Linked DNA regions of Mus musculus: regions 2, 3, 4 and 5 are each linked to region 1. The links are chromatin loops, found by intact Hi-C in ENCODE. Cell type or tissue: heart. All regions are shown on one strand. Each heading gives the region's core, and the rest is flanking DNA. Links, peaks and the distances in the headings are about the cores only. Region 1 overlaps Mcoln2 (mucolipin 2). Region 2 overlaps Ttll7 (tubulin tyrosine ligase-like family, member 7). Region 3 overlaps Ttll7 (tubulin tyrosine ligase-like family, member 7). Region 4 overlaps Lpar3 (lysophosphatidic acid receptor 3). Region 5 has its middle 32 kb from the start of Uox.

The links. Hi-C counts contacts between places; a loop is a spot of excess contacts. Peaks named below come from ENCODE experiments on the same cell type or tissue, not always from the same donor. Only the 100,000 strongest peaks of a DNase experiment are listed, where the experiment ranks them.
Region 2: a loop joins it to region 1, with 5 times the contacts of the local background. A loop is called at or near these places in 14 of 42 quality-filtered maps.
Region 3: it touches region 1 in a loop (2.5-fold over the local background); 11 of 42 quality-filtered maps call a loop at or near these places.
Region 4: a loop joins it to region 1, with 5 times the contacts of the local background. A loop is called at or near these places in 19 of 42 quality-filtered maps.
Region 5: a loop joins it to region 1, with 2.3 times the contacts of the local background. A loop is called at or near these places in 2 of 42 quality-filtered maps.

What each region holds. Positions count from the first base shown.
Region 1 is chr3:146,181,533-146,187,911 of GRCm38, forward strand. Mcoln2 (mucolipin 2) reads left to right here. Exons shown (of 14, transcript NM_026656.5): 9 at 174-323; 10 at 1,935-2,036; 11 at 2,142-2,264. Among named protein-coding and RNA genes, the nearest start is that of Mcoln2, 35 kb to the left of the region's middle. In heart, for the core only: a CTCF peak has its summit at 3,587 (motif pointing right); no DNase peak of the experiment used is centred there; H3K27ac peaks cover 952 bases.
Region 2 is chr3:146,943,459-146,949,837 of GRCm38, forward strand. It overlaps Ttll7 (tubulin tyrosine ligase-like family, member 7), which reads left to right. Exons shown (of 21, transcript NM_001357217.1): 16 at 548-750; 17 at 1,636-1,770; 18 at 4,120-4,200. Among named protein-coding and RNA genes, the nearest start is that of Ttll7, 94 kb to the left of the region's middle. In heart, for the core only: a CTCF peak has its summit at 2,646; no DNase peak of the experiment used is centred there; H3K4me3 peaks cover 475 bases; H3K27ac peaks cover 253 bases.
Region 3 is chr3:146,911,644-146,918,022 of GRCm38, forward strand. It overlaps Ttll7 (tubulin tyrosine ligase-like family, member 7), which reads left to right. Exons shown (of 21, transcript NM_001357217.1): 9 at 1,587-1,745; 10 at 4,052-4,146. Among named protein-coding and RNA genes, the nearest start is that of Ttll7, 62 kb to the left of the region's middle. In heart, for the core only: a CTCF peak has its summit at 3,388 (motif pointing left); a DNase peak (open chromatin) is centred at 3,378.
Region 4 is chr3:146,274,189-146,280,567 of GRCm38, forward strand. The region is part of intron 2 of Lpar3 (lysophosphatidic acid receptor 3); the gene reads left to right. Among named protein-coding and RNA genes, the nearest start is that of Lpar3, 56 kb to the left of the region's middle. In heart, for the core only: a CTCF peak has its summit at 3,487 (motif pointing left); a DNase peak (open chromatin) is centred at 4,453; H3K27ac peaks cover 4,628 bases.
Region 5 is chr3:146,562,095-146,568,473 of GRCm38, forward strand. No RefSeq gene overlaps it. Among named protein-coding and RNA genes, the nearest start is that of Uox, 32 kb to the right of the region's middle. In heart, for the core only: a CTCF peak has its summit at 2,385 (motif pointing right); a DNase peak (open chromatin) is centred at 2,377.

The DNA.
Region 1 (6,379 bases), core at 888-5,887:
TAATCTAGCAGATGTTCAAATGCTTGCTTACACGGGAGTAGACAACTCCACTCGGCTGTGGCACCGCGTCTCCCTGTGAGGTGGATCTGCCAGCTCGGAATTGTTTGCTCTTGTCTTCTGCCTCCGGAGGTCAGTGTGACTTGTAAGACGTCTTTTTTACATGTTTGCCGTAGAGATTTCTAAACTTCTTCCTGGAGAAGTACAAACAGCGCGTGTGTGGCGCTGACCAGTGGGAATTCGTCAACGGATGGTACGTCCTGGTCACTATCAGCGACCTCATGACAATAATTGGATCCATATTGAAGATGGAAATCAAAGCCAAGGTCAGTGACATCTAGAACCTTATATTGTCCCGGATGACCTCAGGTCATCCTGTAAGACATGGAGTCTTTCTGGGGAATCTTTCTGGGGACTAGCCTGCTTCTTGTGTTTTCTCTTTTCTGTCACCCATTGCTTCACGTTCTTCTCCAGGAAGAGTGCGCTGTGGAAGGTGACACCCTATGGCCTTCCTCCAGGAATGCAGGTAGCATCATTTGAACAGGAATTAAGTTTGGGGAGACTGAGGGAATGGGCTTTATATTCATTTATTTTTCGATGTATCTATTTACTTATGTAAGTTGCAAAGGAGGCGGCTGGTACACAGAGCAGACATTTCTCCTAAACACCTGAAGGGCCAGTGGCAGGTGTGAGGCATCGCAGATGCTGTGAGCCCCAATGGCCAAGAGATCCCCAGCTCTCAAGTGCCTATATGGTCTGACCAGTTGCATATGTTGGTTGGTTTGTTCTCACGACTAGGCTGAGTCTCTCAACTGTTCTCTTCTCTGTTCTACATCACTCTCACAAAACTGCCCTCACCATAGCTACAGGGTCTCCCTGTCTCTATTCCAGCTTCCTTTGGCTTCCCTCGGGCTGACTCCCTCTCTGGCCTGGCCTCCCTCAGCAGCTTTGTGATTCTGACCTTCTATCCCGCAGACCCAGCCGTACAGTGGCTGGGCAGTCTTCCTGAAACTACCCATCTTGCTGTTACCATCCTTTCTGCCTTCCAGGATCTACTTAGGATGAAGTGACCTCCGCTTCATCATGGCCTCTAGGGTCCCCATCATTTATCTCTGGTTCCATCCTGGCTCTAATACTGCCATTCCACACACCAGGCCTCAGCCTCGGGGTGTGTTCAGACTCTGTCCCTATGCCGTAGACTTCTCTCCAGCCTGCGCTGTGTGTCCCGCTGCGCTCCAGGTCATCCCCATGCGAAGGCCTCTGGGACAAGTGTCAGCAGCATATCTCTCATTGAATTTAGCATATTGTATTAAATGGCTGCTTGTCTCTTCAGTGAAGCCTAGAATCCCTTGAGAGCAGGAACTCGTGTCTGTAAGTCACACTGGAGTTTGCTTCCGAAAGTCAATGGATTATATTGCTTGTTCTTTGCCAAACACCAGGCCCTTTCATGCCTAGGCCAGTGGCAAATGCAAGTCCTATTTCAGAATAATAAGTTCTAAAAAATACTAAAATAAAACCCAAAAATTTGAAGCTTCCCTCTTCTTCCTTCCCCTCCCCTTCCCTCCCCCTCCTTCTCCCTCTTTCTTCTCCTCTCCCCTCTTCCTCTTCTCCTCCTCCTCCTCTTTTTCTTCTTTTTCTTTTTCTTCTTCTGCCTCTTCTTCTTCATCCTTCTCCCCACTCATTCTCTTTCTCCTTCTTCCTTTTCTTCATTTTTGTTTTGAAACAAGGTCTCACTCTGAAGTCCAGGCTGGCCTAGAAATTACTATGTGGTCCAGGCTGGCCTTGGAAATGCATGTTGATTCTGTAGTCTCAGCCTCCCAAGTACTGGGGTGATAGACATAGGTAGGGGACAGTCAGTTCTTCTCATCTGTTAAAGTGAGGTAAGCAAGCCAAGGGGACTGGGGTGTCGGCTCAGCTGTTTTCTTTTCCCTCCTCAGAAGCTCACAAACTATGACGTGTGCAGCATCTTGCTCGGGACGTCGACGCTCTTTGTCTGGGTTGGAGTCATCAGATATCTGGGTTACTTTCAGACGTACAACGTAAGCTCTCAGAAGTGCCATTGTGGTTGACACGGGCTCCTCCTCTGAGTTCTGCCAGCTGGTTCTCATCCTCCGAGACGAGCTGTCCGCGCCTTTGTCTTCCAGGTGCTCATTTTAACCATGCAAGCCTCACTGCCCAAAGTTCTCCGGTTCTGTGCTTGCGCTGGCATGATCTACCTGGGGTACACCTTCTGCGGCTGGATTGTCTTAGGACCGTACCACGAGAAGGTGTGTAGCACCAATTCTTTCTGCATCGAGGGCACGTGGGGCCCTTTGCCTGAGTCTCGAGCACGTATCTCTGCCACTCTTCTCCAGCGAACACCCTGGATGTCTGTCTTGATGCTTCTTTTTCTATTTCTCTGCCGTCTCCTTTTCGGGATAGTGAACTCACTTTAGGATATTGGAATAAGAACACCTCTCATAGTAGTCTGAGCCAGGCTGAGGATCTGACACATTCAATCAGCTGATTAGCAGGGAACAGTGTTTACCTGTGGGATCACTGTCAGCAAGCTAAAAACAAAAGAGTAAGGGAATTATGATAGAGTCGCTCTAGTGTGAAGCATTAGGGTCTACATCCACATTGGCTGAGAGCGACAGAGAAGAGTGATGGCCCTGCCTGGAGTGAGCACTTCATCTGTCTTAACATACGCACACATCCTTGAAGGTGGTTTTGACAGTCTCAGGTCTGCGTCTCAGCTGAGTTTCTAACTATATTTCCTTTCAGTACCATCCTAAGTCCAGGACCAAGCTTATAGTCAAGCTATAGTCAATCCTGAGAGCTCTGAGGAAGAAGTGCTGTGAGTTCAAGGCCAGCCTGGGCGAAATGCTATATTCTGGGCTAGCCTAGGAAGAGAAGGAGACTTTGTCTCAAAACAATGATATAATTGATCGGTAGAACATCACAAGAAGTGAGTGAGGCTGTGCTCCAAGCCAAACAATGAAAAGGGTCATTGCGCCTCATGGCATTCCTTTCCTTGTCCCTGGGTCCTTGGAACAACAGAAAAAGAATAGCAGTCACCATTACTGACTGGAGTAGTGCTGTGTGGGACCTTCCAGGGTCTCTCTCATGTCACACACAATCCTGTCACACTCCTCAGACACCCAGTAAGGAGGAAGGAGGCAGGAACAGAAGGGATTTCCTCCAAGCTAAGTTCTGACCTTGACATTAACTGAAATATGTGGTTTGCAAGCTTTTCATAGAATGAGTGATACACATGGCTCGGACCCTCCCCGCTGTCCCTATCCAATCAAACCCCAGTGTGGAATACCAGCGATCCCTGCCCGTCTGTTACATTTAATGTGTCCAAAAAGAGTCCTGATTTTTTTTTTCCCAGTGAGCAAGGAGGCAGCCTCCAGCATAGCGGCAAATCCTGACAATCCTATTGATTTTCCCTGCCTCGTGTCACGTCTTTGAAGGTGACTCACGGGTAAAGATTGCTCTTTGATATGATAACTCCAACATGGAGAGCTCACTGTCTTTACCAAGTCCAAGAGCATTTGCAGTTTTCTTCCTCTTGCTTGCCTCCTGCTCCGGGAGCAGCTTCACCTATCTGTCACTAGAGGGCACTGTTGCACCGTGTGGAATAAATAAATACTGGGTCTAACCAGGCTTTCATCAATCCACTGGTCCCAAGACAGCCGGACAAGCGGTCCTATGTCCTTTGTCACACGCTCTGTGCAGTTCTGTCCCTAGTCATTATTCTGAAAGGTTCGAAGTTAATACCGTTTGAAGTTTACTGAATGGCTGCTATTCTTTGCTTTTTGTTAGGCCTGGTGTCCAAGTTCTTTATCTCCCTGGCTATTCCTCCTCTCATTAGTCTTCTGTCACTGGGATAAAATGCCCGGCAAACCAGCTCTTAAGGACGAAAGGATTATTTTAGCTCATGGCTCCAGTGCAGGGTCACTTGGCCCCATCGCCTTAGGGCTGGTGACCAGGCAGTGCATCATGGAAGGACATGACAAAGGAGGCCTGTTTGCTACACAGTAGCCATAAGGAAAGAGGGAAGCAGGAAGGGTTGGTTTTCCAACAGCCCTTTCAAAGCATATCCCTAGAAGTCTCCCACTAGGCGCTGTCTCCTAAGGTCGCCCAGTGGTGCTACAGTTTGGAGACCAATCCTTTAACGCATGTGCCTTTGGAGTCACTTTGAGGTCAGAGCTACCATACCCCATCTTCTCTTTCCCGTGAGATGGCACCATCCTTTACGGAGAGAGAACCTTGATATACCAAGGCATTTCTGTGGTCACCCAGACAGTAAGTCACAGCGTCACACCAGGCCTGCCCAGCCTCTGTTATCATGCTTTGATATCAAGAACAGCTGAGCATCGAGGCCAACGTTATTAGCACTTTTAGAATCGCAGCAACCTTGAGTGTGGACGCCATTCACCATTTCCAACACACAAGCCAACAGAAGACTCTAAAGGGAAGGTGTCGGGAAAATTCTTACTTGGTGCGACCGACTGGAGTCAAAGCAGCAGACTTTAGCTTCCTGCCTTCCTGTTACACATCTGATTTCAGCGGTTCAGCCTCAGGGACCCAACCGTCACATCGATGCCCATTTCCAGCACTAATGGACTTTGGCACTGTGCTCCTTGAAAACGCCTAGGTACAGGGAGCTAAAGACAGCGGATCGTCTTTCACACTGCATTCTGAATTATTAAGCACGCCTCTAATGTGGCTTTTACATTTCCTGTCTTCAGGGGACTTTTTTTTTTTTTACTATGATGCATGAATAATAGTTTTGTATTATCTCCATTTTACAAATACGAAGAACAAGCCACTGATAAATCATCGCACTTTGCTAAGGCCAGGGGCAAAATTGTGACATTTCCAAAGCTTCTGGTCTTGCCCAGACACTTCGCTTACTCATAATGAGCCAGCTAAAACATTTTACTGTTATAAAAGATTCTTATTACCTGCCTCAAACCATACTTTAAGTCATTCTGACATAGCGATTGCAGGCTGTATCTGCATTAGGACGAGAGGTCTTTCAGCTCGCTCACAAGCATCATTTGTGACGTAAAGGTTTTGGTTCCTTCTGTGATTTCATACGACCACCAGGACTATTGATTGGAACTACCCATTGACTGTTTATTAGCAGTCTCTGTGCACATAGCGCTGGGGCGACTGAGTTCCCAGAAGGCAGAGACTGTGGCTCATTCCTCTTCATGTTTTTGGTACCCACCCTGGTGCCTGCAATGTGTCAAGTGTTCAGCGAGTTTGCTGGTGAGAGCCAGTTGCCCTGCCTTCCAAGGTGTGATGGCTAATCTGCACGGTCAACCCACCTGGACTGAGCGTCACCTCGGAGACACACCTCCAGGCATAAGCATTTGGGCATTTCCAGAAAGTTCTAACAGAGGAGGGGGGGGGGGACTCATCCTGAATGTGAGTGGCATCATGAAAGGGTTCAGAGTCCAGAATGAATAAAAGGGGGGGAGGAAGAGACCTGGGAGAGAGTCTGATTCTCGTCCTGCTGAGATGCAAGCAACTGGCTATGTACACTCCCACTGCCCCACCTTCCTGACACGACAAATTGTATATCTAACCCCCCCACCCCCCAAAAAACTGTAAGGAAGATAAATCCTCCTTCCTTGCCAAGTGTTTGTTCATACTGACAAGAAAATCAGCTAGACATGGGGTCTTGCTGTGCCTAAGAGCTAGCCAATGTGCTACCCAACTGAAGACATTTTAGCTCCCGCCATTGGTTGCTTTTTTTATGCCCATGTGTTGGAATGTGGCCACTAAAACAACTTTGGTTTTAGTCTATTCTTGTGGTAGAAAGATGACCCAGTATGCTTTATCAGGTCTTTGCTGTAATCTGGCGGGCTAGAGCAGGTCTTATATGTACACAGGAGGGAGAGGTATAATGGTTATAAATATGTTAATGTTGAGACGGGCATTGTGTCTATATTGAGCATGTTCACACAGGAAGCTAAGGCATAGATCTGATAGGTACTGACCAACAAGCTACCTGAAGTTCTGAAACAGGAAGCACACAGTGTTAGAGGCCTTGAAATGAAAGAAAGAGATTGACCAGGTTACAAAAGAACTGACGAGCTCCAAGATGCTGTTAAAATGTCACTGGCATTCAGAGAAGCCAACTTTAGCCTGATTACTGTCTTAAGCTGGTGACAGTAGGAAACATGCCAGGAACTTCCCGTCTAACTGTTAAGCAGTCCGCATACTTACTGCTTAAGAGATCTGCTCAACTGGATGCTTCCTGCAAGACTCCAAAGAGAGCAACATTAGCCTCGCTCTGCAGAGTGACTTTGTGAGGGCTAGAGAGTGATCACTGTTGGGACATGTTCTCCTACCCGCATCCTGCCCGTCTCTTTCTAGTGTTAAG
Region 2 (6,379 bases), core at 737-5,736, 760 kb after region 1:
GTAGCTCCTGTGTCTCTATGGAAAGATTGGAGGTGAAGACAGGGGGTTCCCTGTACGCTGGGGGTCCGACTAGTCTTGCATCTACAGCAGTAAATGATGAACGATGAGGAGACTTTGTCTCAAACAAGGCTGAAGGCGAGGACTGAAAATTGTAGTTGTCCTCTGAACTCCACACGCGTGCTGTGGCATATGTGTTCCTGCATTTCCACACACACACACACACACACACACACACACACACACACACACACACCCCTTCTGCCCAGGTTTCTATAAGAGTGACATCAAAGAGAAGGACCTATATGCTCATGGGTGTTTGTCTCTTTCCTTCTGTGTCTCTAACATCACACTTGGAGAACTTAGCACTGACGTCTTCTTTAGTGTTTTCCCAGCAGAAGTGTTCTTTACACACCAGAACTTCTCTCCTAGCGATGGTGTCTAGACTTGACCTTTGTCACCCAGCCACCACTGGGGTCTAAGCATTAGTCTGTGGAGACCTACTAGGCAGAAAAGCGTACTAACAGCACCACTTCTCCATCATCGCTAGATTCCATGAGGCGTTCGGTCAGCTGCCCTCGGTCCATCTCTGCTCACTTACCTTCCAGAGGGGATGTGCGCCCCTTTTCTTCTCAACAAGTGATACCATTAGCAAGACCAACGTCAGCGTCCCGGTCACATTCCTTAAACCGCGCTTCATCCTACGCGAGACACCTGCCTCACGGCAGTGACACCGGCTCTACCAACACTCTGGTAAGCTATCAGTGGGTTGTGTCCTTCTGAAGTTGAGGAACACTGTACTCGATGCAGTTGGAGAGGGGATCAGCTGAGAGGATGGGGAGACGGAACCCCCAATCCCTTCTGTAATTCAGTCATGACCCTGGGAAACTGCATTGTTCTCTATCTCCTGATGCAGGAGGGTAACGTTGTTGGTAATCATTTCCTGATGCAGGAGGATAACGTTGTTGGTAATCGTTTTTATAAACACGTTTCTTTTTCTTGCAATATCTCAATCTCCTATAGAAACAAGCACAATTAGTGTATGGAAAATGCCTCTTTTAGACTCCAATAGTTTAAAAACTGGTTTAAAAAATTCTACTCATCGAGCCTAGGCGTGATGCTGTTTAGAATGCTTTCTGCAGATTATATTAACAAGGAATATCTCCTTTTCAGCATAAACTAGAGAAATTTACAATTGAGAAAGTCGGTGGTTTTATTATATTTTGCTGGAGCTAGACCAGAGAGTTATATAAAGTCTCTGTTTCATTAACATTAACAAATTTAAGAACGAGTCTTTCCAGTGGGAGAACTCTGGAGATATAACTGAATTCACTCCCTTCATAATGATGACTGATCTTACTATCCAATCCAAGAATCGGTGGCAAGTGAAACAAATTAGGAAGTCCTTTTGAATTACTCATAGGTAATGTTTATATCCCGAGCAAGATAAAATACAACCAGGAGAAAATACAAAAGACATTCTTACAAATAATAACCATTTTAATGTTAAACATTCGCAAATAAATGTCCACTTAAAAAATTAACAATGTGTCCCTTTTACCTGAAACTATCTTTCACATTATACTGGTACAGTGGAATAAGACCCCCTCCATGTGTCTGTATTCTTTCAAATTTAAGAACGAGTCTTTGCGGCAATTGAAAACCAAAGAGCAGGAAGACGACCTCACCAGTCAGACCTTGTTTGTCCTCAAGGACATGAGAATCCGCTTTCCGGGGAAGTCAGACGCAGAGTCGGAGCTCCTGATAGAAGATGTGAGTATTTGTATAAAATCCAAAGAGCATCTGTCTACTCTTCTGAGAGCATTAAAATGTATTGCCTGGGACCAGGGAGATAGATCTGTTGGTAAAACCCTTCCTGAGCCAGCATGGTCTTAGGCTGGGTCCTCAGAACTTACATAAAGAGCTGGCATGGTGGCCTGCAGCTGTGACCTCAGTACTGGAAAGGCAGAGGAAGGAAGACTCCTGAGAGTTCCCAGAGGTGAGCCGCAGCTCCCAGGGAAACGTCATTCAAGCCTGACCTCTGACCTCCACAGGCATGCATGCACACACATGTGCACACACATAAACACCAGCATATATGTGCATTGTACACATATGTACATGCACACATGCCTCCTATACATCTACACACATACAAAAAATGTATTTTCTGATCAAATTATAATTGATTGAATAGGAAATGTAATTGATATTGCTTTTAGCCCCCAGAAACTTTACAAAGTAAAAGAATTCATTTTAGTTATTAGGAACATTTTATCATATAATAAGGCTTTCAAGTAAGAATAATTAGCATCAAATAATAACTGTTCTTCATGATCAAAGAAATATCAGGGTAAACTCTTCTATTTAAAAACTAAGTTGAAGAGCTTAAGATGAAAAGAGACAGGATGAAAATAGCGCCTTGGTATAAAATGTCAAGATGAATTACAGGTGATGCCTGGAAAATCACGTTTTGAAACAGCCTGGATGAGTTATTTTCACGCCCGCCACCTAGTGGAGCGTTTGGGTGGCAGATGTTCAAACGCTCCGCAGTCAGGACTTGCTCCTCTCTTAAAAAGAAATCCAAGGTCACGGGAATGGTTTGATGGAAGAACATTTCTTCACTCAAGGTTTCTCTTATCCGCCCAACACGCTTTATAAATGCCCACAGTTAGGTCATCCATCGGCCACAGAACGTTTTGAGGGTCGGGTTGGTGGCTTGTGATTTTCTTTTCCCCAGAAGACAAGGCGCCATCTAGTGGTCATATGTAGAATAAGAACCAAAGCTCTCACTGGGTCCTCTTATTGTTCATCCAATGATATGAAACAAGTGCATAGAAATAACGAAACAAGAGAAAGATTTCTTGCTGCAAAAATCTGCAACGGCATCATATTATTGTTATTAGAGAATTATCGTTAAGTATCCAAGTCTTTTGAATTTTGTGCTAAGTTTTGTTTTGTTTTTTGTTTTTTTTTTCAAAAGTGAAAGTTAGATGCTGTTTGTCAGGGAGCTTGTTACAACAAAAGAAAATTGAAAATTTTATAAGGCATTGTGATAGATATGTTTTACATTTTTTTTTATTTAGTGTGTTTATGTGTGTTGGTCCCAGGGATTAGAAGAAGGTTACACTTGGCAGCAAGCATCTTTGGCCAACGAGCTTCATCGCCAGCCTGGAAATGTTTCCACTCACTTTGATAATGTTTATTTCTAAGAAAAGCCAGTAACTTTGAAGCAGGCACATCATTTTTGTCTGTCTTTTATGATCTGATATTTTCTTCTCGAATTTATTTCTTTTATTGAATATTTGCCTCCGTGTGTGTATGTGCACCACATGTGTGCCCGCTGCTCAGAGGTCAAGGACGGCATCACAGCCCCTAGGACAGGAGTCATAGACTATGTGTGGCCAAGTGGGTGCTAGGGATTGTACCCAGGTTCCCTACAAGAGGAACGAGTGCTCTTAGCCACTGAGCGATCACCTTGGTTCCACTGAGGTCTGCTGTTTTTAATTAGAAAACGAGAGAGAGAGACACTAATGTATGTGGCTATTGCGATTCTTCCATAAAGAAGATTGTTAGGCTTATACAATCAATGAAACGTAATTAATAATTAATGTCAGGCATTAGATTCTTTGCTGTATTTCTGCTGTGTTCCAGACTTGAATGCTTGCTACAGTATCCATTACTAGGGTGTATACTGAGGAATTCTGTAGAATTCTGTAGGTAATACAAAACAAAGGGCTAGTAGAACTCTAATTGAATATAGGCTGACTTTGAATGTATTGTTCAATATTCTATCACTATGTGGGTAACACAGCCCTGTGAGTAAAGATAGAAAAATCTGTGTTGGAGTCCTACCTAAAATGTGTGTATCCAAGGATTTCTGGCTTTTACTCTCTGAGTGATATTACTCTTACTGGAGAGAAAGAAATGGGCTCAGGTTTAGAACCTCTGACTTGTCTAAATCTCTGCAGGTATCTTTCTATGAATGGTAGAATTGTTATTATAAGTAGTGCTCTCATAGTGCTGTCACTGCACGGATGAATACAGTCATGGATAACAGGGTCATTCACTATTCTCTGTGAGCATTCTAGCCTAAATTTGTTAACTTCTCTCCCCCAATAGATCATGGATAACTGGAAGCATTATAAAACAAAAGTGGCTTCATATTGGCTCATAAAATTGGACTCTGTAAAACAACGGAAAGTGAGTAGCACATGAAGATCACTTGGCCATTTATATGTTCGTTAAGCTAAAATGTTTATTTAAGTTCAGAACAAGTTTACATATGAACATTTATTTGCTTATTTCTTCAACAAACACTGTGCACCTATTATATGTTAGACAAGGTTTAGGACCGTGTGTCAGCAGATATCTGTGAGTAGTGTGTCAGCAGATATCTGCGAATCAGTGTGTCAGAAGATATTTGTGAGTGGTGTGTCAGCAGATATCTGTGAATCAGTGTGTCAGAAGATATTTGTGAGTAGTGTGTCAGCAGATATCTGTGAATCAGTGTGTCAGTAGATCTGTGAATCAGTGTGTCAGAAGATATTTGTGAGTAGTGTGTCAGCAGATATCTGTGAATCAGTGTGTCAGAAGATATTTGTGAGTGGTGTGTCAGCAGATATCTGTGAATCAGTGTGTCAGAAGATATTTGTGAGTAGTGTGTCCGCATGTATCTGTGAGTAGTGTGTCAGCAGATATCTGTGAGTAGTGTGACAGCAGATATCTGTGAATCAGTGTGTCAGCAGAGCGGGGAGCAGGAACAAAGATCATGGAATAAAAATTAGTTTGATGTGTATATGGATGATAGACCACAGTTTTACTTATTAATCTATTTACATGATAAATTTTTATTGGAAAATAAGTGATACAGTAGTTATAAGAGATGAATTTGGATGGTGGGTCATTGCTCAGATTGAGACTTTATGGGGTTCGAGAAGAAAGAGTTTTACTTTAGTAAATGAGATGTCACTGGAAAAGTTTGAGACTTTTGTAGTCTGACTAGTAACTTGAAAGGACTCAGAACCACTGGAGGGGACTAGAGTTGAGAAGAGAGAATGTGGCATAGAGTGGAAAGTGGTGAGATGGTTTTTAGGGCAACTGAGGCAAGAAGCAGGACTGGTCAGCTAGGGTGTGGAGGGATGCTTGGATTCTGCAGGCCTGTTGTGTGGGTTTAAAAGTATTTATTTTAAGGACTGGAGAGATGGCTCAGCAGTTAATAGCATTGGTGGCTCTTCTACACGTCCCAGGTTCTATTCCAATCACCCGCATGGAGGCTCATAACCTTCAGTTCCAGGAGACACACACTCTCTTCTGGCCTCCAAGGGTACTGCATGCACACAGTGCACAGACATACATACAAGTAAAACAGTCATACACATAAAAAAATGCTTACTTTATTTTACGTGCATATATGTATATATCTGCGTGTATGTTTTTGCGCCATGTGCATTCAGGACCCCAGAGAGGTCAGGAGAGGTGTCTTATCTCCTGCAGCTGAAGTCACAGACACGTGTTACCCTCCATGTGGGTGCTAGCAATTGAATGTGGGTCCTCTTGCAAGACCAAGTGCTCTGAGCCACTGAGCCACCTCTCCAGCCCCCTGTTTTTGTGCTTTGATATTGCATATGCTAGGTAGATGTACTGACTAGCTATCCAAGTGACGATATTGAGTGTTTTTGATGTACATATGGGTTTGAGAGCAGAGTTGAGGTTGGATGTGGAGGCTGTAAGGCATTTCAAGGAATAGAGCTGGACAGGACTATGTCGAAAGTTTGTAAGAGAAGACTGGAGTTTCTGGGACCCTGTGAGCCCAGGGGCCACTCCTGCAGGTAAGAATGGGGAGGTGGGAGGATTCTCTGAAGAGGACTGAGAAGAGACAGGTGGTGCCCAGTGAAAACAGCAGGGGTTGGGGGTCCCTGAAGCCACATGAGGTTACCTCAGCCACAGACTGATGTACTGTGCTGGAAGTTGCTGCTGGGGGTAGAGCATCAACCTGTCTGTTGTTTTAGGCAAACATGGAGGTTAGTGGTGACCACAGTCAAATTTTGAGCAGTCTGAGGGAATTCTATTAGTGAGTCTCGAAGAGGAAAAAAGCAGTAGTTGGTGCAGACACTTTTCAGAGCTGGGGGAAGAGACAAAATGAAGTGGTGGTAATGTGGAGAGAGTAAGATTTCTTTTTTTCCTTTCTGCCTTAACGATGAAGACTCCTCATTTGCGCATGGGTGACAATAGTTTGGAACAACCACTGACAGGGAGGGGCAGTATCAAGTTCTTTGGGAAACCGAGGTCTGGTCCCACCAAGAACAGTTATTATAACCAGAGGGGAGAGGAAGGGCCCCAGGGTGTGACGGAAGACGTGAGATCTGATGAAAGAGCAGGG
Region 3 (6,379 bases), core at 833-5,832, 730 kb after region 1:
TTGGGAAAATGAGACACAGAGTTGAAAGCAGCATGCTTGCACTGCCCAGATCAGAAGCAGAAGAGTCAGGTGCTGTATTAGTCAGGGTTCTCTAGAGTCACAGAACTTATGAATAGTCTCTAGATAGTAAAGGAATTTATTGATGACTTACAGTCGGCAGCCCAATTCCCAACAATGATTCAGTCGCAGCTGTGAATGGAAGTCCAAGGATCTAGCAGTTACTCAGTCTCACGCAGCAAGCAGGTGAAGGAGCAAGAGCAAGAGCTAGACTCCCTTCTTCCAATGTCCTTATATTGTCTCCAGCAGAAGGTGTAGCCCAGATTAAAGGTGTGTTCCACCACACCTTTAATCCCAGATGAAAGGAGTAGCCCAGATTAAAGGTGTGTTCCTTAAACTCGGAGATTCAATCTTCTGGAATCCATAGCCACTATGGCTCAAGATCTTCAAACCAAGATCCAGATAAGGATCTCCAAGCCTCCAGATAAGGGTCACTGGTGAGCCTTCCAATTCCGGATTGTAGTTCATTCCAAATATTGTCAAGTTGACAACCAGGAATAGCCACTACAGGTGCATACTGTGATGTCTGACCCAGAGAGTCAAGGTCTTTGCTGTCGTTCTCAGACAGAAGGAGTTAAGAAGCCAATGTAAGCAGAAGCCAGGAAAATCACTTGCTTTCCCTAGTCCATGGTGTGGTTCCTCTTGGAAAAAATACTTGTTTTTATTTTATGTGTATGAGTATTTTGCCTGAACGTGTGTGTGTGTGTGTGTGTGTGTGTGTGTGTGTGTGTGTGTGTGTGAGAGAGAGAGAGAGAGAGAGAGAGAGAGAGAGTATGTATGTATACTGTATGTGGCTGGTGCCTGTGGAGGATGAAAGAGAGCATTGGATCCCCTGGACCTGGAGTTAGATGATTGTGAGCTGCTGTGTGCTTTCTGGGAACTGATAGCTGGGATGTATTCTGTTCTCAGGGAAACCTTTATGGAGTACAAGCCAGTGCCATGAATAAAGGCTATTTGGGGAATGCTGCACCCTCCCTCAAATTTTTCTTCCTTGTAATTCTTCTCCATTTGTACAGAACTAGCTTATGCTCCCTTTTCTTCTTCTTTGTTTATAAATGCTTTTGAGCATCTCCAATGCCAGGTCCTATTATAGACACTGGGATGGTTAAAAAAAAAAAGAAGTACAAGTGTCTTGTTCAAACAGATAGAAAAGCATCCATTGGTTGCATGCCCTAGGTAGTTAGTAGGATGCATTTCAAGCATGCCTGTGCTTCAAAGATGGTTGTGGAAGTCCTGTCTGGGATGGCATGGGAATCTAAGGGAAGATGCTCCAGGAAGATGGAACAGCACAGAGCCTCAGTGGGAAGAAGTGCCACCAACTAGAGAGACTCAGAGAGTGTGGCAGAGAGATAGGTGGGCAAAGAGCAGAGCTGGGGTTGGGGAATGAGGGCAGAGCAGGATTGGGGGGGGGGGCGGTGCCAAAGAGCGCCATGAAGCCACCAAGGATGCTAGTTTTCCCTAGGTCATTTTTAAAAATGAAACTATGTCCAAAAAAAGCATGCCGATGCCTTTTATCACAATCTCAACAGGAGTTGGTGGTAAAGACTCTGATTGTGGCAGAACCTCACGTCCTGCACGCCTACCGGATGTGCAGACCCGGTCAGCCCCCCGGGAGCGAAAGTGTCTGCTTCGAAGTCCTGGGGTTCGACATCTTGTTGGATAGAAAGCTCAAGCCATGGCTTCTGGAGGTAAGGGGTTCTCTAAGAAATGTCAAAATAAATCAAGCCGTCACAGTCCTTATATGTGTTTAAAACCCATCTGTCATATGTGTACTTGGCACAGGTGTCCCCAGCTTGCTGGCTGGAATGAGGCCTGAATGGAGTATGTGGAAGGGAGTGAATGAAAATTCCAGGGCCAGAACATTCCCAAGGCTGATAGGATTTTCTATCGAATCTCCACTTTACCGTAGAGTGGGCTTGTTGACGCTGAGTTATTGGCTGCTTGGACAGTGGATCTTGTATCTCCTCTGGGTGGGCACTGCCTCTGGCCCCCATCTTTACTGTGTCTTTAAGTACTCCATGGAGAGAGAGGGTTCTGTTGATTCACTCTTCAGTACCCAGTACTTAACACTGCAGGGGACATACATCCTCCCTCACAGCCATCTGATATTTCTGAAAACCGAGTGTCTTTGGGTTTGCTGCCTGTACCCTCTTGTCATTATTAATTTTATTATAAAATGTCACTTAACATATGGAACCATGTACAGAATATACAAACAATCTCTGTTTATGTCCTGCCCAGTCACGTTTATATCTATCTGTGTTACTCCCGAGGCACCTTAGGATCTTTCTTTGTCCAGTTGACCCCCATCCAGATGTTCTCTCTGGGACCCCCAATCTGGCTTCACAGAAGGAGCCTGCCTTCTTGGGGCTACTCCATACTGTTTGTAGCCATCTGTCAGGGAAGCAGCACATATTTGAACTGTGTTTCCAGAAGGAGTTATATTTTAAGGAACCTACTGCCACAGAAGCTAGAATCAACCATGGCCTTTCCTTCCAGAGGTTTGTCCCCCTCTTAGGGTAGCTGTTTGACGTAAGAAATTGCATCATAGTCTCCAGGTTTTTGTAAGCAACCTGAATGAGTGCTATGTGAGATTGTGATTCAAACCGTATTTTGAAGGAAAGTACACATTTTGAATTGGAGTGAGGGAGAGACAGAGAGAAGTATATTCATATATTCTGGGCAAATAGCCTGTGTTGTATGTTCAAGGACATTCATTTTTCTGCTAGCTGGAATTTTAGTCCAGCTTGGACCCTAATAATGAGACCTGTCTGAGTCATTTCGGCTCCTCTGTATCTGCCATTCCTGAATGGAAGAGTCCTTGACTGTGTCTTAGGAAGGGCTGGATTTTTGTTCCCAAGATTGAACACGTTGACCCTGGGACTCATTCCCTGACTATTGCCGACTTTTCCTCTGCGCCTGTCCTGGTCATTTATCCTTGATGGCTAGAAGAACGAAGGCACTCTTATGCTTCACAAAGGAGGAAATGAAAGGATTTCTGGAATAAGAACTTTATAAAATGTGACATAACCTTGGTAAAAAGCCTTTGCCCATAGGAGCTTTGAGTTAGCTAGGTTACAGCTTACTGAACAGCTGGACTCTACAGACTTTTTAAACCTCCTCATAAACATATTTTTACTCCTTATCCTTCATTGTTTATACCTTACTCAGCTCAGAATAGTTAATAACAAAAACCCCGTAGCATTGCTGTCTGTGAGTATAGCGCACGTTTAGATTCTTAAGTGTGCAGTTTGAGAGCTTGCTGCCAATTGACAACGCTGTGGGTCTCACCCGCAGCGTTCAAGACCTTCTGGCGCCACCGTGTGGAGTAAAGTGGAGGGCGTGTCTGAGGAGGAGAACTTCTAGCTGCGTAGAATCTGGGCAATGATCGGCAAACTTAAGACATTTCCAAGCACTGAGAACATTTTCAGGATGGAAAATTGTGTCCAGTGTGTTTTTAGGAATGTTTTCCTAGGGATTGACCCGATCCTTGCAGAAGGGTAGTGCTTCACTATTGAGTTAGGTAGAGAGAAACTAAATTTATATTTTAGGAAGCAATAGAATTCATCAGGAAGATCTTGGGTGGTGAACCGAGGGAGCTGGTGGTTCCTGCATCCTAAGCATACACACATGTGTTGCTATTACTATGTTGGTAATCTCTCTATTATGGGTCTTCCCAACTTACAAGGTAAGTTGCATTTAACTTTCCTAAGACTTGATGGGAAGAGTCAGTGGTTGAAGAGAGTGGTCAGCTTAATGCTGGCAATTAACACTAAGCCTGTGGGTGGAAAAGTAGATGTTTGCTTATGGTTTTCTATAGTTCTTTTCCCTAGGGTAATGGAAAGACAGGTATGGCGGTGAGGTCCAGAGCATCTTCCATAGAGAGCTCAGAGATTCATGACTGGAAATCCCACATACATTTATGAAACACAACTGGATTAGGTGTTGATCTCCAACGTTCAACCGAGCTTATTGTTTTCTCTGTAATTTTCAGATTAATCGAGCCCCAAGCTTTGGAACTGATCAGAAAATCGATTATGATGTTAAAAGGGGGGTTCTGCTAAACGCGCTGAAGCTGCTGAACATCAGGTGAGACATCTTCCCACTCGCCGGGGTCATCCAAACATTAGGTGAAGCTTTCTCCTGCTTGCTAGGGTACCCCAAACATTGGGTGAGCCTTTCCCCCACTTGTGGAACTCCCTCAAACACCAGATGACCCTCTTCCTTGCTTGCTGTGGTTCCCCCAAACATTGGGTGAGCATTATCCGACTCTCTGGGGTCCCTCAAGTACAAGGTGAGCTTTCTCCACATTCACTGGGTCCCACACACATCAGGTGAGTCTTTGCCCCACTGGCTGGGGCTCACCACCTTTGGTACAGATAAGTCACTCATGTGAGAAACTGACTTTGCACTGTGAATCTCTTATATTTTGTATTTTTCATTTCGGCTTTCTTCATGCTATCCTGCAAACCTACGGTGTTTTAAGACACCTTTTCATCTCCCTGTGTCCACTGCGTTTGCTGCCCCACACAGCCCTATGCACCTGTGGTAACTGCATTAAATCACAGTCTTTACCATCAAGTACAAGGTTGGCGTGGTGTTGGTGTGGTAGGAGACCCTCTGACTTACCTTCCTTCTCCTTGGAGAAAAGTTACACACCAGAGCCACTTGGGAAACCTTATAACGGATTTCTGCCTTCATGGGTCTTTCCTCTCTGTCTGGCTTCCATAAAAAGAGAAAAGATGTCATTGCTTCTGAGATGAGCTGGCAGACAGTAGGAAGAAAGATCTGAGGGGAGACATGCCGGGGCAGGGGCGAGCCGCCTGGAGGGCGCAGGGCCATGGAGCCCGGTATTTGTTATGCTATCACACAGGAACGGCTTTGACCCATTCTGATAGGGATTGACTAGAGGAGGCAGGAGGATTGCGGGTTTGAAGCCAGCTTTGGATACACACAGCAAACCTGTGTCCTCAAGGGAAAATGAAAAGAGAGAGAGAGGAAGCTATCTAACCTAGCTGCTCTGTGCTGTGTGCCCGACTGTTGCCTTGGGAAACACAGCTCATGGCACCCGAGACTACAGGGCCCTGAAGATGGACCAGTGATTTTACGCCTTTTTTTTTTTTTTTAAATCAATGATGTCTTGAAAGGTTATGGAATACATTAAGGAATCCTTTTATTTAAAGTATTTGCTAGCAGTTAGCAGTTGCTATTGAGACCTAGTTTTATCTGGGAAAGCAAGACGAGAAAATGACATGACGTCTGGCACCTGGCTTCTGTTGCGGGGCAGAAGGTGCACGTACCTGCATTGTACCCTGTCCGTGACTTTAGATTATGTCAGCGATGCTTTCTACGTGAAATTTTCAAATGTAACAGCGCCACATGTTCAACCCACGGGTGTCCCTGGTGCATCTTTAGCTTTACAAAGGATGATACTGACTCAGAAGTTATCTGTGGATATTCTCGGTCATTTCAGAGGTCAGATCATTTAAGGGGCAAGACATTGCTAACGCTATGAGCATGGAGGTTCTTCCATGCATACCTTCTTGTTCTCCACAGGACGCAACACAGGTTTTAATACTTAGAGCACTCGCGTGCTGCACACCTGGCTTCCCTCTTCCGTGGAGGGCACCACGGCACACGGCACGTGTGTTTCTGAGCTGGTTTTGTGCTGAGCACATCATAGTGACTTAAATCAGGAACCATGGGGACTTCTTGCCTTGTACTCAGTGTTACAGACTTCATTCTCACCCAGGCAGAGCTGCTGTATGACTCCAGAGTGCTCCGTTTTCCCACCTAACTGCCAGAGGGAGCTTTTCTCTCCTTAAGTAATTTGTCTTTCTTCTTAGGAACCCCAAATGGGGTATTGTTAAATACCAGGGCTAAGCTTCTGTGACGAAACTTTATATATAGCTCCTGTATCTTAATCCTTCCCTATGTTCTCCAAGCCGTGCTAGGCTGAAGGTTTTCTCATTATTTTCTCCACATCTCCTGCCCATTCTTGCTCATGGTTTGTCCGCTCCCTACTCGAGGCGGATGCTTTTCCTTGCTGTTTGGAACACAGAGCATCCTCCACTATAAATAACAATCTTTATTTTGACTTGAGTTAATCCTCCCCTCCCTTTCAGAGTCTGCATTGTGCAAGGCTTGTCACATCGTTTCTTCCTCTCTGCTCTGCTCTGTGCTGTCTCTCCTGGGCCTGGTTAACTTCTAATTTGATGCATTCTCCTCACAGTTAGAGCTTTCTCAGATCTTGCTACAGTCGTCTCCCTATGACACGCCTCCATCTCTATCTCCAAGTCCACTCTTCAGCCTGTGTGTTTTT
Region 4 (6,379 bases), core at 948-5,947, 93 kb after region 1:
TGTGTGATGAGAATGGTAAGGATGTTTCTCTCAAAGAAAATAATTATTTGATTCTTAGAGACTGTTAGAAGCAAGATGCACATGTCTGTGCTCCGAGGCAAGCAGCATCCTGAGTGATTCACCACAGTGACTGAGGGTGTGAGGTACCTCTGTGATAGTGCTTAGTTCCCCAGTTTCCAGTCTCTGTAAGGGAGTGTGGTTTTCATCCTCTCCCACCGGGACCAATTTCTTCCTGTTTCGTTCCTCTGAGCTCTCAATGTTATCTAGGTGGACAAACTTCCCATGTTATTTGAAAATGTGAACCCATCAAAGACACCCCTTGTATGTGTCCCCCAGGACACCATTCTGTGCTAAGAGTAGTCCGTGCCATAAAATACTTCTTGCCTACAGCTGAAAAGGTAAGGGGCCAAAGATGGCTTCTTGTTCCTAAAGAGGTACTCCGGTGTCTATCAGTGTTTACATTATACCAGACAGCTGGCTCTCTGCCCCATGCTCCCAGCTGACCTTCCTCAGATGGTAGGAGACCTTTGAGAGAACTGAGATTCTGAGGTGTTGGGGGTCCACACACAAGCTGTTGAAAGCGGGATCTTGAGGCAGACACAGTGTTTGCTAACAAAGTTTATAATTTCCAGCTCTTGCCCCAAGTTAAAGACTAGAATTAGGCGCCAGCTGTGGCTCCAGCTGCCGAGCCTGTTTCAGGCTGTGTTTTTAAGTGCTTGGCACCAAGAGACCCAACTTTCTGAAGCCGGCCACAAATTTAAAACAAGTGTCTAGAAACTACTTGTTAGAATCAGGAGTCTTGACAGTGGAAACAGTTGTGTCAATCGAGTCTTTCTGGGCAGTGTCGTGTGTCCCCATCCCTACCCCCCCACACACACCCCGCACCCCCCCCCACCCCCACTCAGCATCTGTATGAAGCAGTTCAGATTTGCTAAAGTATACATATCACTCCTTTCAGACATGGGGAAATCTTTTTCTTGGTTATCAGACTTTTTAAGACTTTTAAAATGCTGTCAGTAAATGAATTTGAATTTGAAGACAAACGACGTCTGGAAGCATCATTTCTAAATCATGGGTCAAATCCTTCCATATCGTGAGAACACTTCCCCCTAAATATTCTGTTAGTGTATGCCATATGCATTATAAAGCTTCAACTCAAAACACCTATTTACTTTGCATTTTTGCTTCGCTTTGATTTTATTTTGTAAACACGAAGACTGCTTCGCCAGAATTCGGGTCACCACCTGATTTTTATGTGAGGCTGTAATTTTCTATTTTAGTGACTCAGACAGCCCTGTGGCTTCCTGGGTTGGTATTATTGCTTTTCACTCTGTGGCTTTTTCTCCTGGGCTAAAAACAAAGAATGACAGAGTGAACAGATTGAAACTACATCCTCCCTCTTGATGAAATTAGTAGTCCATGTGCCACAGCGAGACTAGGCTGCGTGGCTGGTTTTGTCATTACGAGTGTTTTGTGAGCTACTCTCTTGTCAAAATTTTTTTTTTAATTGCGTGTGTAACATTTTAAACAGATGAAAATATGGATACATGTCTAAGAGGCAGGGAAGAGAAGCATGTGAGTCCTGGAGATTAGGTTTTGTGCAACTGGAGGCTCTAACCATGTGAACATCCTGTTTTAGTTTGCTTATCTCTTGTGGTGAACACCATCAGCAAGCTCGGCTTGGGAAGGGAGTGATTTATTCTGTCCTCCGTGCTGCAGCCCATCATCACGGGACATAGGCAGAAACCAAAGCAAAGACTGGGGACACTAATGGCTGGCTTGCCCTCCATGGCTTGCTCAGCTACCTTCTTATACAACCTAGGAAGCCCCTGCCCAAAGATGGCACTACCCACTGTGGTCTGAGCCCTTCTGCACCAACTGGCAATTTTAAAAAATGCCTCCCGGACATAGCCACAGGCCTTTCTGATCTGGCAGTTCTTCACGTGAGGTTCCCTCTTCCTAGACAACTCAACGACCCTGTCAAGTTGACAATTGCAGCCAATTTGACAGTCACCCTCCCCCTCCACCCGCAGGAATGCTAAACCATCTTAAATACATGACTGAGGGCAATTTGCCTGCTTGGAGCATTGTTGTCCCTTGATGTGACCTCTAATGTGTGTGTGTGATGTGTCTTTAATTGGATGCTTCTGATAACCTTAAACTGAAGCCATCAAATTCTCATCTCAGTGGTTGGTGTGAATATTCTCCTGTGTGATTAAAAACTGACTTTGATAGCTCCTCGTTTTTTGTTTTTAAGTATGGCAATCAAGCTAGTTTATTTGATTATGAGAAGAAAGTTCATTCATCGTCTTACTAGATTATTAGTGAGACTCGAAATGGGTACCAAAAGAGCATCAAACGCCATTAAGAAATCACCGTGTGTGATTAGGACAACTGACCTGTCACTTGGCAACGAAGGCAATTCGGCTTCTCATTCAAATGTCTTCATGAGGACAGTCACCTCTGGTGTCTGCTGTGGTAGGCACTTACTTAGTAGATATTTATTGACAGAATAGCATATATGGCTCCAGTTGCAGCCTAGAGCTGATGGCTCCCAAGTCAACATTTTTATGCATTGCTCTCAGAGTTGCTCTACATGTAAAAAGCCATGCACACTCTTAAGTGCCTATAACGGAACAACTGTTTTTCTCACCCACCCCCAGAGAGAGCCCTCCTCAGTTTCCTCTGCTTGGCAATCCCAGACATACAGTTCCCAGCTATTCCTGATTCTTACTCTACCCTCAGTGCCTAGATCCAAGAAAGCAACATGTCTTCAAGATCTGTCTCTCCCTCTCGCCCTCAAACACATCTCCTGCCATCCATTCAAACCTTTTCAGACCCTGGTCAGTTTTTCAGCTGGACTTATGCCAGTCTTCAGAGGCATTGGCCAGGCTGGTGGCTCTCATGGCTTACCATGCTAAAGCACCCCCGGGGGAACTGGTTAAACTGGGAGATACCTAGCTCACATCCCGTTTTCATTTGGTAGCAACGGACATGGTAAGTGGAGTCCCCTCCTGAGGCAGCCCTGATGCAGTTGGGAGCAGATTTACAGTCTAACCTCTTTCTATCTACTGAGACAGTAGATAAAGCTTGGCTATGGAATGGAAGACTTATAAGAGCTGATAGTATCAAAAAGTTACCGTGTACAGCAGTAGTTTGCAGAATGTGGTTGGTGGGCCCACCAAGGGTCAAGCTGTGTGTAGGTGAGTTGGGGTTTTCTTGTCACTACAACCAGCTACCAGACAGAAGCAACATAGCAGGGGCTTTAGAGAGGATTCTAGTCCATCACAATGAGAAAGGTAGTGCATCAGATGTTGCTTAGTCCGTTTTGGTGAGAAGTTGGGGCAGAAAAGAAACGGGAGGGGTGGTGGTGGGGAATATGAAGGAGACAGGCATATCCTCCAAGTACCCGTCTCCCATGTGACCTACTCCCTCCAATGAGGCCTCGCCTTCCAAAGATTCCACAGCCTGGCAAAACAGCGCCACCAGCTGGGCGAACAAGCGTTCAAAAGCCTGACACCCCCGGGGAACAGATTGAAACTGTGTGATAAAAATGAGAGCAGATTTGCTGTGTGTGGCTTAACCAACACTCCCCCATCCCGTGCTTTCTTTAGTCAGACAAAAAGAAAACGAAAAAAAAAAAAAAAAGACTGAAAATCCCGATGAGAAAGGGCCTTTGGGAAAGGTACTCTTCCACCTTTAAAAAGTGATTTGAAAATTACTAATATATAGAAGTAGATTTTCGAGTTTAGTTTTAAAGTGGGATCTGCTATAAGAAATGCCGTAGCTTCCAAATCCCAGCCATGTGCGCGCGCGTGTGCGCACACGCGCACATACACACGTATGACTGAAGCACATTTTGTGAAACAAATATAATTTGACTGTGCTTTATACATGCCGATGCTTTCTGCTCAGTTCATTTTTCTTCTCAGGGCCGGTTGTGAACTACTAAATTGATTTCACGATCCATCGAGCTGCTACAGAGACAGAGAAACCTTTGCCCCAGTCTTCCTTATTGGCGCTCCTTTATGAACCGTACAAAGGAATGTTTTCTTAATCCTCTCAAGAAGGGCACATAATTCACGCCATTTCAGATGCTTGGGAGAGACGTTAATCCATCATCCAGAGTGGATGTCTGAGGGCATCCTAGCTCCTTTCTCTGGGTGAAGTTGTTGAAGGAGGCACCTGGAGGCTGAGCTGCATAAGCCACACTCCTGAGTACTACAGAGGAGCTGGTCTAGATTCCAGTTCTCGGCTCCATCTGACTCCCTCACTGGCTTACCTGATTTAAAACCATCCTGGGGCGATCGGGAGTCCCCGGGTGCCTCGAGCTCTTTCTGACCCCTCTGCACAGTCATTCCTGACCTTCAGTACCCAGCTCCACAGACTGCTTCTTCCCCAGAGCTCTTCTCTGAGAGCTGCTGGGGTCTTGGGCCTGGTTTCCATTCCTGCCAAGTCCTGAGAGGCAGGAGAGTACACTGTCAGCAGTGGCAGGTGATGGCAGCTAGCTAGCATACTGCCCAGCCATGTGGCTCGTCATAGCCTCCAGTCAGGTTCATCTGACTTATCTCCTCCGCTGCTTCATGCTAAGAATAACAAAAATGTCTAAGGTAAAGCTTGCTTGCTTACGGGGGTTATGAAAGGCCTGGAGATAAGGGCTGTACATTAAAAAGAATCACTTTAAATAATGCACAAGGCTAAGAGCCTGTGCAGGGGAGTAGGGCCTTCCATCCAGGCCTCAAGCTCAAGTGCTCTAAATATCAAAGTTCATCACCTAGGAGACTAAGACAGCAATTCTGTATGGCTGGGCTTTAAATGGGAGTCATCTAAAGCTCTAAGCACTCTGCATGGCCAAGAGCTCTGGGCAGCGGGCAGGGGAGGGGGAGTGGTAATATGGACTGAAGCAGGTAATACACACTCAGGCATGTGGATGTTGCACTAGGAGGTACTGGAGGAACTGAAAGAAAGGACTGGTCACTGTGTGTGATGGAAAGAAAACCAAGCTAAGCTTGGAAAGAAAACTAGACTTCAGATTAGCGGAGTAGGGAAGGCAAAGCAAAACAAAGAGCGATGGTGCCCAGGGGAGGACCGTGTGTGTCTTGCCTGTAGATGCATTTTGAGGCTAGAGTTTGTACACTGATTTATACATGTGAACATGAGCACTTTTTTCCCCCAAATCTGTGATAAAGAATTTGATCACTAGAGATATGTTTGTCTCATTTTAAAAGGTCCTGCCTGTTTCTCCCTTTTAAATATGGAGTCAGTGATTTTTGTCATCCGGATCAGGTTGCTTGAATGATTTGGGGGTCAGTTTAGAGATGGTTTACAAAGTGGACTGTACCTTATTCTCACCCAGGGAATCTATGAGTCCTACACACTTCCAGAGATGGTATTAGGTTCACTGGGGGATCAGAAGGTAAATTATTAAAATTTTCTCTTATTGGAATGGGGGATTGCTCAGTGGGTAACATATTTGCTTTGTACGCATAAGAACCTGAATTTGATCATCAGAACCCATGTAAAAAAGAACCTGAATGTAGTGGTGTTTGAACGCAGTCTCAGTGGTGGGTTGATAGTGGTGCGTGAACATAATCTCAGTGGTGGGGAGATAACAGGGCACATCCCTGGCACTTGCTGATGAGTGTCAAGCTCACGAGAGATTATCTCAAAAAACAAGGTGGACAACATGTAAATATAGCATCCAAGTTTGTCTAAGCACACACATGTGAATGTGCACTCCCACACATGTACCCGAACACACGCGCACACACACACACACACACACATGCACACAAATTCCCTTGTAATTCAGATGCCTAGCTAACATGGGAAGCTAATAATTTACCTTGATCAGTTTTTAGGCGAGGAACTGCGTATGTCCTGAAAACAAGTCAAATTTGTCTATTTTATAATGAGTTGAATCTCATAGTTACACAGAATTTGACAATTCTCTAAGTGAAAAAAATTATTTAGCACATCTATTTTTAACATTAAAATCTCCCTGTAAGCATCCTAGAATGATGTAGACAAAGGACATACGTGGCCCAGGAAGACTGGACCTGCACATACAGACTTCTCCTAAATCCCTCTATTTACTTGAAGTCTCACATCCAAATCTCAGCTCTTTGTCCGCCTCCACGTGACCTCCTAGAGCACCCCAGGACACATCCATGCTAATCTCTTCTGTGTTATCAGCATGCATGTTTTAGAGGACAGTTGACCCATCCTGTCTTCTCCTAATCTCCAAGAAATGCATTCCTAATTTTGTCCATTTGTCCCCATATAGGTGCCAGTGGACTGATGCCTACTGGTTAATGCTGATTCTATTATTAGATGCAAACTTGATCTTATCATGGCTTCTTGGAACCCTGGTAGTTCC
Region 5 (6,379 bases), core at 408-5,407, 380 kb after region 1:
GCTATAGGAATGGCCTGTATGTTTCTAGATCTCACATGGCTGGTCAACTTATCTCCATCAGAAGCATGGCCAACTCATCTCTCCTCTCTTCCCTTGCATTTGTCCCTTGCTTCCAGGGACCTGGAAGTCCTTTATGTCTCTCCGCTTGCCTACAGAGACTCAGAAGTCCCCCTTATCCCTTCCAGCAATTGGCCCATCGCTTCTTTACTAACAGAGCAAGAACCAATTGGGGAACAGGACCTTAGCATCAGAACCACCTCCATACCTATCCCTCAACACTGTCTAGATAAGCTTGCTTTCTCTCTGTCTCTGTCTCTCCCTCCTCCCTCCCCCTCCTCCTTCTCCTCCTCCTCCTTCTTCCTCTCTCTCTCTCTCTCTCTCTCTCTCTCTCTCTCTCTCTCTCTCTGTCTCTCTCTGTGCTATGCTTCCAATGCAGGGCCTTGCTCACATCAGTCCAGGTCTCTGACACCGAACTAAAACCCTTCGTCAAGGCCTTCATCATTGTTTTGACAGTTTTCCTTTCTTTGTCTTCTGAAGCGCTGCTCTGGCGTGGAGATATAGCCAGGCTCTGTGCTTTCTTCCCAGCACCGTCATCCCTAACTCACCAGCCCCATTCAAAATCTCTCATGTTTCTTTCCTAGCTGCCAGGGGTCCCAGAAGAAAATGCATGCTTCCTCTTTTCCAAGACTCGGCCTGCATGCTTGATCATCGCTGTTGCTTTCTCTTCACATTCTCTTGAACTCGGACAGACCAATCAGGTCTTCCCTCCCTGTTCATTGGCTCATTCCTTGCATTTGAAGTACTGCCCGATGACACACTAGGCCTGGGCTTCTTTGCCATTGTCCTTAACCATTGCACAACTGCAACCAACCACTTTCTGTGGCTCCCCTTCTCGATGGATTTTTACAGAGGCCTACCCATTCTCCTGGTTTCTTGTTGTTACCAACCTTGACAATATGGTGCTCGGCACAAAGTGCCCCCACCAACTTGACATACACGGGCTCATCACATTTGGATGCAAATGCACAGAGATGGGCGTGGTGCTTGTCTAAGGCTTTGGCAGTTTTGCATATGCCTTGTGCTAGGCCATTGTGGATAAGGGCGGTCTTCAGCACCTCTTATAGAGCAGTGTTGACATCCATTACACCCACAGCAGCTATGCCTTCCTTGGCCATGGTGGTGAATATTGGTGGTGCTGAAATTTGAACGCCCGAACCTCTTCCTCTGCTCAACAGGGACTGGGGACAGCTGCTCTTCCTTATTAACCTTCAGTCTCCCGTCTGTTAATCTTAGGAAGCTTAGCTCCTGTGCCTTCTCCCTGTGTGCTGTCTGGTTGTTTTCTTCACATCACTATGATAGTTTTACATCGTTATCATTATTGTTATTATTATTTTACTTTCTGCCATTACATTCTTGTTTATCATTTAAGCTCACACTAAAGTTGGATTTCTAACCAGACTCTCTTGAGGTCATTAGGGCTCATCTTTCATGACCTTCCCTTTGCCTTTGACATTGCCCACTGTTCTTGTGAAATTTTATTGTCTTCTGATAATCTCTCCTAGCTGCCCTCATGAGTCTTTGGGTGCTCTGACTCAGTTCCCATTAACATACTGTCAAACAGCGTTGGCGGGGTACCCCAAATGTCCATCTAGCTCAGCCATTTTCATTTCCCACACCCTCTCTTTAGCTGATTAAACCCATGCCATGATTTTACCTTGGATGGACAGATTAATATATTGATAATTCTTCAGCCTGGCTACGGAGTCAGGCTCTGTTAGACAATAGCTTCATGGGCAGAGTGTAGTCGTGTGGGCTTACGTGTACATCTAAACTGTGATGGGCCCACTTCTGCCCTTCCTTGGTTTTAATGTTAGAAGTCAATTATTCCCAGGGAGAAAGAAACCAACATTTCTATGGAATTCTCTCTCTTTTATTATGAGTATTAAGTGATCATCAAAAGTTACCTGTTAGCAATACAAGTACTTTCTTGTCTTGGGTTTTCCCACAAGTTCTGATGGCCAAATAACTAAAATCAGTAGGTCAGAGCCACCGTAAGTGCCAGGCTCAACACAAGTTAAAAAACTAGAGATGAAGAGTCACAGGCAGCAGAAGACCTGGGCCTTGACAGATTTCCTTCATGTCTATGGAATGGGGGAGGGGGGCTGGGGGGGGCTGGGGAGGGACCTCTCTAGATTCTTTTATGTGTGTTTCTGAAATCCTTGGAATATAACTTTGCAGGTGAAATTCGAAGCTGTCTGATCAAAGTGTCTAACCTCATCTGTTTTGTTTTAAACTTGGGGCTGGAGGAGGCAAAACAAAACCAAGAAAAACAATGAATATGCCCCGGAAATCAAATCCAACAGCGTACGTTTCTGGTCAGCAGGGGGCGCACTGTTCCTTTACTCTGGGAAGATTTTTTTCACCTAGGCAACAAGTCTTCTTTAATAATGACTACATCCTAGCAACAGGAGGAAAAAATAATGAAAAAAAAATCAATACATTTTCTCCCTCGTGGTTGCTATTTTTTAAAATAGCTATTTTTGCCAGTATAATTGAGGCGTGTTGCCATAGGACGGGATCCTTGGTTGTCTTTTTGTTGTTTCTCTGTTCTGTCCAGTCTCTTTCTGATTGGGGGTGGCAGGGGGTGGCTTGGGTGGTGGGATGGAAGGCTGTGAGGGTGTTAAAAGCTGTAATGGGGGCTGGGGCTGTGGCACAGGTCAGCATCTCCTGACATAGAAACAAAGACTCTGATTTTCGTTAAAATGGTCAAATCAGCCAGACTGGGTTGCTGTCTGTGACGACCTTTTGTTTGAGTGAATTGATTCAAGGAGACAGAAATGGGAACATGATGTTCTCAGAGGCGGCTGGAAGGATCCTGTCTAGAAGGCCGTGGGTAGCAGCGGATTGAGAACGGGAGAAAAGGGGCCCTCTCTTACCTGGATGCTACTTTGATTTTGAAGAAAACATTATACTCTGTATAATACTTTATGCATTCCGTATTTTTATAAAGAGGAAGAGATGCAATGGATTTGAAAATCAAGCCAGTATATTTCTACATAGCAGTTCATACAAGAGACCTAGCTTGGCTCATTAATATCTGGGCATGTTGGCAGTGCATATGTGTACCATGTGTTCATGCACAGCTATGTACATTTGTTTATATCTACTTAGCAAACATATATGCATATATGTAGACCCAAACCAATAATACAGAGGCACCAAAATGAAGAGAATTCTTTTTCAAAGGATTATACTTTCAGAATAATTGCTCCACTCTCTTACAGAGAACAATAATAGCTCACAGGCAGAAATATTAAAGATTAAAAAAAATTCTTTACTTCCTAGAATTCTTATTTGATTCAGAGAAATTTATGCCGTTTATTTCACAAGCACGTTTTCATCAAGAAAGAATTAGAAATTATGCCTCCAGTAAATCTTTTAATATACAGCCATTCTTATTCAATAATGTGTGTGATTGGATACCCTGTCAGGAATCTTCCCCTCACCCCACTGTGAAAATATTGTATGAACATTTTAAGAGAAAAGGAAATCTAGTTTAGCACTAAGAAACCCTACATCTTCTTCACCAAAGCCCTGAAATGGCTGACTTTTTTCCATAGTAATTTGTTTTGTTTTTCTAAAAGATAGTAGGGGTGTGTTAATTTGAAATTGACAGCAACAGTGTCATTGTCATCATCATGAACAACAACATCATCAACAACAAGAGCATCAACAGCAACACAGCAACGATGGATTTAAAGGGCACGGAGTGGGATTAGATCTTGCCTGTTAATGCAGAGATTCACAAGGCGCTAGTGAGGTCAAGCAGCAAATTCCCCTGTGGCTCGACCGTTACGCATTCCTGTTGTCAGAGATACATCACTAATTAATCCTACATAACCTTCCATCTCACAAACTGTTGCCCTTCAGATCAGAGGCACTAAAACAGTCTCCATCAAGCTCCCTGGCCTATTTCTACTTCCATATGATCTTTGGAAAATCCCTGCAGAAGGCTTATGCTTAGTTTACCTGTTTCAGGAAACCTGTTTTCAGACTAGACCCAAACTGGCATTCATTGAAAATCCTGGAGACCGGGGCTCAGCAATGGAATCCTGGCTCCCTCCTTGCCAGTCATGAGCACTGAGGCAACCCCTTGCCCTTCTCAGCCTTTATCCACTCACAGCAGAGAAGAGTCTGCTCCCTGACTTCCATCTTGTCATGACATGATCTCCTAAGTACGAAGTGCTCAGTGTAGAGCAAGACTCTCAGCACTGTAAATACTTCAGGACACGGAGCACTTTACCTTCCTGGTCACGGTAGCTCCACATGTGAAACAGCAAAGAGGAGGCAGAATTGAGGGCTAGAGGTGATTGTGAAGATGGAGGAAGGAAGAAAATGAAAAGTCCTCATGTCCCCAAAGTTACATTGTTGGATGTATTGGGTTTTCCCTCCAGACAAGATGCTACACACATCCCTGTGTGTCCTTGTACACAGTCTTGTACAAAGTCTCACGTGAGTGAGAACTACATCAGAAGTACAAATATGGTGGCCATCGGAGCAATCGATAGTGGATTAGATTGATTGCCGACAGTATCTCTAGTAAGATGAGAGTCAGGGCAGAACACTGAGCAAAACAGCTCGAGTTCAGATGGAAGAAAGGAAAACTTGGAAGATGGTGATAGGAGAGAGGAGGGAGGCAAACATTACACACATACATACACACATACACATAATACATACATCCCACACACACATCCCACACATACATACATGCCACACACACCACACATATACACATACACATACAAACACATATATGACATAACACATACACACGACATATAACAAACACACAGTTTTGTGGCCTCATCAGTTAAGGGTACTTGATGTTTTTGTAGAGGCCCTGGATCCAGTTCTCAGCGCCCACACAGCTCACAACCAACTGTAACAAACTTCAGTTCCAGAGGATCCCACTTATGCATGTGGTACACAGACATATGAACAGGCACACACACACACACACACACACACACACACACACACACACACACACATACGCGCACGCGCGCACGCGCTTGTACCTATACACATACACAAGGGACCATCTTTAAAACAACACACAAAAATACATGTATATGTGCATAACTTATGTGTGACTCATGCTTGTACATCAGAAAGAACATAAAAAAAATCCCCAATTATCTTTGGATGAGATTTTCAATATTGCAACCTGAAATAAATTTCATATTTTAAGTAGCGATGATATTAAAAGCCAGAATAATGCAACCTAAACTTGCCAACCTAACATTTTTATTTTGGAAAGTAATTTCTCTAAGATGCTTTATGTAGTACTTTGCCCTTCTTAAACAGAATGTTCTGAGCACAAGTTGACCTTTTCTTCATAGCTCACTTTAGACATCCATCATCTTGCTGTGTGATAGTCCAGCCGTGCCCTCAGGAGTGTCTGGGGTGCACACGCAGGGCTGCAGGCCAAAGCTAAATGGCTCCAGACAGCAGCACTTAAGAGCTTTGTGTTTCCACCTGTCATTCCCCTGCCTCTGTTAGTGTGTCCCGACTGCTTCGTTCTTTGTGTTTCCACCTGTCATTCCCCTGCCTCTGTCAGTGTGCCCCGACTTCTTCGTTTTGTGTATACCTGTGGAACGAGTGATGCCAACCACCCCCAAGGTACAAAGACTCAGGAACAGCCAGTCCTGTTTGGTGGGTTCTCCCACCCCCAGGTATGACCCAAAAGTGACCCAAAAGAACTCAGGCACTTCCTGCCCACCTGGACCAGGAAGGGACTGAAATTTAGTTACAAGCCTGACTTCCTGGACATGGGGAAAACCCAGCGAGTCATACAGCATGGACCAGCCTGTCCCTGGTTCCCAGACCTCCTCCTCCTCCTCAAAGACGCGTAAAGCTGAGTCACCAGGAAGCTCTGATTAAGTCCTGATCTACAGATGGTCCTGAGCTCTGGGCACTGCTCTCCGTGACTCACCAAGTTCACTGCTTCGCTCCTGTTGCTTTTCTGTCTTTTGAGTGGGATTAATTTTGTCCCTACCCAAATTGGCTATTTCCCGAGCTACTTTTCCTGGTCTCCAGGAACCAGCTATCCTAGAGACAGAGTATGCCATAGTTAGAATTTGTTGTTTATTTCCCACACATGAAGGTACTACTTCCCTGGGCTGCAGAGCCGCCTGCTCACATGGTCGTGGGCACTCCCAAGGGCAGAGGCAGGGCCAGGTGTAACATGTGTCCAACAGCCAGGGCTGCAGGCCAGCAACCATGAAAACAGCAGGGCTGGTTTGACTTTGTACCCAGAGTCCCAGCTTATGCTCTGAGGTCTTGCACAGACAGGATAGACCTGGTTCTCAAGGAT